Regions from separate parts of the Homo sapiens genome. Here region 1 is linked to region 2. A link is a contact called in ENCODE Hi-C data. All regions are on one chromosome and are shown on one strand. The core of a region is the stretch at or near the end of the contact, and the rest is flanking DNA. Distances in the headings are between cores, read along the strand shown.

What was found. A loop is a pair of places that touch in the nucleus more often than their neighbours do. Pooled maps may share reads with other maps.
Region 1: a pooled map shows a loop between it and region 2 (5-fold over the local background). The contact joins the promoter of EVC2 here to the promoter of STX18 in region 2. A Hi-C loop is called at or near these places in 1 of 37 single-sample maps with no recorded cell type and 2 of 50 pooled maps.

The regions. Positions count from the first base shown.
Region 1 is chr4:5,706,864-5,710,050 of GRCh38, forward strand. It overlaps EVC2 (EvC ciliary complex subunit 2), which reads right to left and starts at 1,696. Exons shown (of 22, transcript NM_147127.5): 1 at 1,423-1,696. The coding sequence starts at 1,650. RefSeq lists silencers at 1,316-1,695, 1,736-1,785 and an enhancer at 1,636-2,255.
Region 2 is chr4:4,540,421-4,543,678 of GRCh38, forward strand. STX18 (syntaxin 18) reads right to left here and starts at 1,628. Exons shown (of 11, transcript NM_016930.4): 1 at 1,377-1,628. The coding sequence starts at 1,544. It overlaps LOC124900165, which reads left to right and starts at 1,711. Exons shown (of 6, transcript XM_047416490.1): 1 at 1,711-2,055. It overlaps STX18-AS1 (STX18 antisense RNA 1 (head to head)), which reads left to right and starts at 1,711. Exons shown (of 6, transcript NR_037888.1): 1 at 1,711-2,055. RefSeq lists enhancers at 1,498-1,777, 1,502-1,796.

The DNA.
Region 1 (3,187 bases), core at 446-2,945, 1.2 Mb after region 2:
AAAGGCAGGGGTTGCCCTTGAGGGTGAGGTACTCTACACCCACCATGGTCCTAGATGGCTTCAGGCCCTTCCCAGTAGGCACCGTCCCTCCCTTCTGGCAGGGACCACCCTCAACACCACTGTGGCTGACAGAGGCCAATGTGCACCAGGATTTCTGACACTGGCTTCCCAGAAGGAAGAGCTTGTGCAAAGCAGGTGAGGCCAGGCACGCAGGCTCTGAACTCGGGGGCCAGAGAGAGAGTACAGGACAGGCCTGGGGACGCGGCTCCCTGAGCCTTGGTTTTGTCACCTGCAAAACGGGCCAGATACTCCCATCTCACAGGGCAGATGCAAGTGAAAGGACCCAGGGAACATGTTCTGTCATTGGACTTTTGAAAGCTCAGGACACTGACATGGCGTTTTTCCAGTGAAAACCTAAAGACAGAAAGGGAGCAGGGTCTCTTTTAAGAGACTAAACCTCTGCCAGTGTCGCAAGTGTCCTGGGGTAGAGAACACAGCAGGACACGACCCACCACCCTAGGAGAGAGGTGGGAGGACCTCAGGGCAGCATCAATGGGCCAGACCATTGGCCAGGGCAGTCCTGGGAATAGGAGCCTGGGTGTGCTGTCAGGGGCAATAAGGTGGAGAGAAGAGTGCCAGCATGGGACAGGAGTGGCAGAATGTCTACCAGGACAGACCACCCCAGAGGTCTGGGGGAAAATGGATGGGAGACGTGGGAAAACCATCACCAAGGGCTGGAAGTGAAGTGGTGGGACCTGAAGCCAGGGAGTGGCAGTGGGGAGTGAGGAGGGGCAGACATCCGAGCTGATTTGGAGGAAAAGGCACTAGGACTGGTGACCAGCTTTGTCGGGGGAGGTCAAGTCTAGGGCTACAGCCAGGGATCCATGCCTTTCGAGTTTAGGACCACAGAGGGAGGGCCAGGGTGAAGTAGGAAGTGGCTAAATCCATCAGCCAGGAGAGTTCAGTCACCTAAGAGTCCAGCCAAGAGCCCCCACTTTTAAAAACCGCTGCAATTTCCCAGTGCTGGCCTCTGCAAGGGGCTCTGCATATGTGAGCTCATCTAACCCACTTCCACCCTCTGGGGTGGACGCCGCGACGGCCCCGTTTCAACGATCAGGAAACTGGGGCACAGGAGTGAACTGCCCTAGGTCGAAGCTCGTAAAATGGAGAGCAGGATTCGAACCAGGGTCGCTGGTGAAGTCCAAGCCGGCAGCTGCCACACCCCGAGGAAGGTCTCCAGTTTCCCTCGAAGCTTTCTGGCCGTGAGCGGGATACACCTAAGGGCCGCGAAGCACCCTATTCAGATCCTGCCCTCCCTTCCTCATTCTTTGCGAAATACTAAGGGTCCTCCCTGCCACCGCCGGTGTAGACAAAGTCAAACCACTACAGTCAGACCGGAGCCTGGGGTCGGGCCCTCCTTACCTGCGTGCTGCTCTCGGGCCCCGCCCCGCTCCGCCCCGGAGGGATCCTCAGGCCGGGCCCAGACCTAGGAGCCACCTGGGGATCCCGGGGTGGCTGCGCGCCGAGGGGGCGCCAGCGGGGACGTGAGCTGGCGCCGAGACAGCCTCGGCCCCCCAGCGCCAGGGCCACTGCCAGGAGACCCCCGGCCAGCACCCACGTGGGGCGCCCCCGGGAGCCCGAGGGGTCCATCGCCTGTCGGGACCCGCTACCTCAAAGCGGCGGGTGCCGCCGAGTCGCTGGAGCTTCCGGACCCCAGGCCCGCCCCGCCGCCGAGCATGCTCAGTGCGAGCCGCCGCCGAAAGTTTTCTGGAACAAACACCCGCATCTGGGGCTTGGCGGGCCAGGAGGTGCCGGACGGGCGTGGGAGGGGGAGAGCGAGTTGGCGCGGCCCAGGCGCCCGGCGGCCAGGCCTGGGTTTGCTTGCGCCCAAACCGAATCAGAGCGGGTCACTCCCCTGCTCCCCGAGGTTACCAGGACCCCAAGGGCCCCTCCGCTACCGCCTACCTGGGTCTGTAAGCCTCAGCTCAGACGCACTTCCCCTGGGAACGGTTTCCTGACACACGGATGTGAATCCAGAGTTTCCCCATCCCCGCTTAGAAAACGGAGAAGCATTTGGAGCGCGGGGCCGGGAGTCCTGGAGCACCCAGAAGGTTCAGGAAAGCTCGGGGAGGAGGGGGTGGCCGCAGAGAAGGAAAAGGACCCTCACTTCCGGTTGCGTTCAGTGCAGACCAGCTGAGCACCCACTGCCCGAGCCTGCTGTGGGTCAGCCCTGGGCCGGCCCGGGTGCCCCTCGCATTCCCAGTGGGAAACAGGCCAGCCGCTGGGCCACCTCTCTGGGGACCTAGAAAGAGGGGAGCTGGTGTCTGAAGTCGCAGCCCTAAGCAAGCTCTCCCTGAACTCTCCGAGGGGACAGGGATTTGCTTTGCCAAGGGACGCAGGAGGAGGAGGAGGAGAAAGACACAAAAAGGGGGACTGGTGGAGCCTTTTGTGTGCTTCCTCATCCCTGCCTAGGTCCTGGGTGACAGCTGACACCTGTTGACGGGGGAGGGCTCCACTCCCGCCAGCCTTCCTGCGGGGCAGGCTGTTAGGCTGTCTATAAAGTCTCAGGCCAGCGAGCCTGGCCCCTGGCAGCCTCTCTCCCCATAACCCAGACCATCCAAGGACAGGCCTTTCCTGACCTAACATGGACAAGGCCATGGGGTTCGAGAAGCTGAGAATTTATAAGCCAAGTTCCCCACACCAGGGGGTACGTGGCAGCTGTCAGGCATGTGACAAGACCACAGGCTAAATGCCAAGCATGTTGCTGGACCGTTGGAGTTGTTTGACAGTCAGTCATTTAAAGGTTAATTTAATAGTCAACAACTTTATGATAAAGTAAAAAGCAAATAACCCTACATTTAAAAAATCTCCTTAGTATTTTTTATGGAGTCAGGGTCTCACTATGTTGCCAAGACTGGTCTTAAACTCCTGGGCTCAGACAATCCTCCACTTGAGCCTCCCAAAGTGCTGGGATTACAGGCGTGAGCAACCACACCTGGCCCAAACACCACATTTTAAAAACTAAAGCCTAAGCATTCATGGAAATGTAAAACAAGAGCGTCAAGTTATTGCCCCCATACATGTCCCCAGGAACCTTGGAGATGCTTCTAAGGTAATATATAAGAAGCTCCACATAGCAGAGAGTTTGCCCTGAAGCCAGACACAGGTGTAAATGAGACAAGAATTC
Region 2 (3,258 bases), core at 378-2,877:
ATGTCAGACTGTTACCTACCTCCACAGCTTAGCGCATACTATTCTCTTAGCCTGAGATGTCCTTCTGCACTGGAACCAACTAATCCTCTTTCAAGATTTGTTTTAGGCATCATCGCCTCTATAAAGCCTTTTCTGGTCCTCAGGTAGAACTGACCACATTCTTTTTGTGCCCTACACAACACCTGCAAGGCTTTATGGCACTTGTTTTATGTCTATGTCCGTCTACTCCACCACTGCTTTTACATCATATTACTCTAACACGAGGCTGGTCAGAAGGTAGGTGCTTCATAGACGGTCATCAATAGGGCGAGTGTATTCATCTGGTCCAATCCCCTTTCTAATGTTTAAGTATCCTCTGCTAACTGTCATTAATGCATGCATGACTACATTCATTCAAAAATATCTGAGTGTCTATACAGTGCCAAGTGTATGCCAAGCAGAGAAGGATTTACTGTGAAATTAATGAGGCTTAAGCTTTAGGGTCCCTCTCTTCAATCTTCCAAAGCTCTGAATCTTTCTTGGTGATTTTTATTTCTTGAAGAGGGCAGACAGAACTATATAAGCTGTAGGCCCCACAAAACCTAGATACCTCCTTGGTGTCACGAACACAAAAGGGAACAAGACAAACAGCTCTCCCCTTATGGAGTTTTCTGTTTAATGGGAAAGACAGCCATTTGTTCATTCACTCATTCAACAAACATTTACTAAGCAATGCTATGAGTCATGCATTCTGAGATGAAAACAACACTGTCCCTGCCCTTAAGGAAAAGGTTCCTGTTCCCAGGGAGATGAAGGGACACCTGCTCTGATCAGGGAACAGAAAGTAGTTGAGGTGACTGTAACACTGTGTTTGCGAAAGATTACCCTAAACCCGTCTCAAGAGGAACTGAGTCCTACTTATTGCAGAGACAAAGGGAAGAAAGAGTTCGGCTGAATACAGTTTTTAATCTCAACTAGGGGTGGGAGGCAGACAAGTAAATAGAACAGGCAAATATGGTGTGGTCAGTGCTGCAACAGGAAGCGAAGGACTGTCAGGAGGTTTCCCCTGAGTGCAAGTCTGTAGTGACGGCGAACTCATGACCTCACAAAGCCGCCCATGCACTTTCCAGATAGAGATTTCTGAGGATCTCCTTTCTTGTCCCCCAATCCCTGTCGCCGCAGGAGAAATCTGTTCCCCAATATGCGTCCCCCTTCCTCAAAATAAGGCTGTTCCTTCCCCCAAAAAGCTGTAGGGTCTCTGAGGCCAACTCTTCTGTCCCCCTTAGAGCCACCCCCTTCACACAATGCTTACGGGACGGGGTCTGGTTTGGGGCCCGGGGTCCCTGTCGCAGGACTGCCCCCTCCTCAACCCGCCGTTTCCATAGCAACCAGCTCACCACTTCGCGGGCCCGGCTGGAGAAGTCGCCCTTGGGCCGGGGGCTCCGGCGGAACAGCTCGTCCCGGCTGCCATCGACCCCGCCGCCCACCGCCACTCCCAGCGCCTTGTTCCGCGTCTTCACGGTCTTGACGCTGGCCCGGAATAGCAGCGTGATGTCCACCGCCATAGCGACCCGCACCCTCAGCCCCACACTAGGCCCGCCCACGTAAGCAGCCGGCGACCGCGGCGCGAACCCGGCCGCTGAAGGACTGGTCCTGCCCCACACGCCTCCCCCCGGCAACGGCGACGCGAGAAGAAAGGTTCCGGCCTGCGCCCTGCTACCGCGGCGGGAGGAAAAAGGTTCCGGCCTCAGCCGGCGCACCTGGCGGAGGAGGAACCTCGCGACGCGCTCTCGGGCATCGGTTTCTCCCAGCAAAGCTTGGAGGGTTTAGCTGCGCGGAGAGCTCAGCGAGCTCTTCTGTGTCTGTTTGGGGCGTGTGGGCTCCGGGAGCGTGAGGACCGGGAAGCTAGGAGGCTCCTTCCCTTCTGGCGGCTCCCTCACTGAGACCGGGCGGTTTGGTTGCGGGGGAAGTGGAGACGAGCCACCCTTGACCTTTGACTGCAAGAACTCACCTTGAGCAGGATAGAGGCACGTGGACGGTGACCCTCGGGATGCAATAAATGCTGAGACAGATCAGGTGTGCAAGGCACAGAGCTAGAGGCCAGAGGCCTTTCTTCTCCAACCTTCAGTCACCTCTTTTTAAAGTGAAGCCAGCATCCTCCTCGGGGTTTACTGTGAAAATTAAGTGAGCTGACGCGTGCTGTGTTTTGATGTTGCTTGGCTCCTAGTAAGTGGCCAATAAATGGTAGTAATCGTTAATAATGTTATTATTATAATCACTGTTATTTGTGGTAAAGGAAGAGGCTTTAGAGAAAAGGCGTCACCTGTGCAGAGATTTGAAGGATGAATAGGAAGTTTAGATGGAGACAAAGGTGAAAGAGTGGCCCTAATGCCGCTGGATTCTCTTCATCCTTCATGCATAGTTTTTAATTGTACCGTCTTGAGCCATAGCTATTAAAATTGACAACTCAATCAATGAGTTTCTTCTGCATTTTAGGTTCATGTTCTGTTTTGTGTTGTTTTTTGAGACGGGGGTCTACTATGTTGCCCAGGCTGGATTGCAGTGGCTAGTCAGAGGCGCCATCCTAGCTCACTACAGCTGGAACGCCAGGGCTCAAACGATCCTCCCGGACTCAGCCTCCTGAGTAGCTGGGACTATAGGCACGTGCAACCGTGCCTGGCCTATGGTTCAGTTTTAATTCAAAATCTCATTGATTTCTTCAAGATTTCTTTTTTCATAAAGAGGAAGCACAAGTAGAATATGTATTAAAACAGCAGTTTTAATGGTCATCAAGATAAAATTTTCACAATACTAAGATGTTATTTGCCTTTTCGCTCTGATTTTCTTATGAGTTGCATACAGTTGAGTTTGCTGGAGACTGTGATATTGCAACGGAGTAAATGCAGAACAGCTGTTTTCTATTAAGCCAGACTCCAAAAAAAGACTTTCAAAAACATCAAGTTTTTGTTTTGATTTCTCATATAGTAAATGTCGATAATGTCAATATAAACCAAAATTGTTTAGAGCCCTTAATAATTTTTAAGTGTGCAAAAGAGTTGAGACCAAAAGTTTGAGAACCACTGTGTTAAAAAAATAAAGTTTATCAGAAATAGATGTCAAGAAAGTATATATTTACCAGAAAGGAGGAAGGAAAAGATTTTTTTTTTCTTTGAGGCGGAGTCTTGCTCTGTCGCCCAGGCTGGAGCAAGCTCCGCCTCCCGGGTTCACGCCATTCTCCTGCCTCAGTCTCCCGAGTAGCTGGGACTACAGGCGCCCACC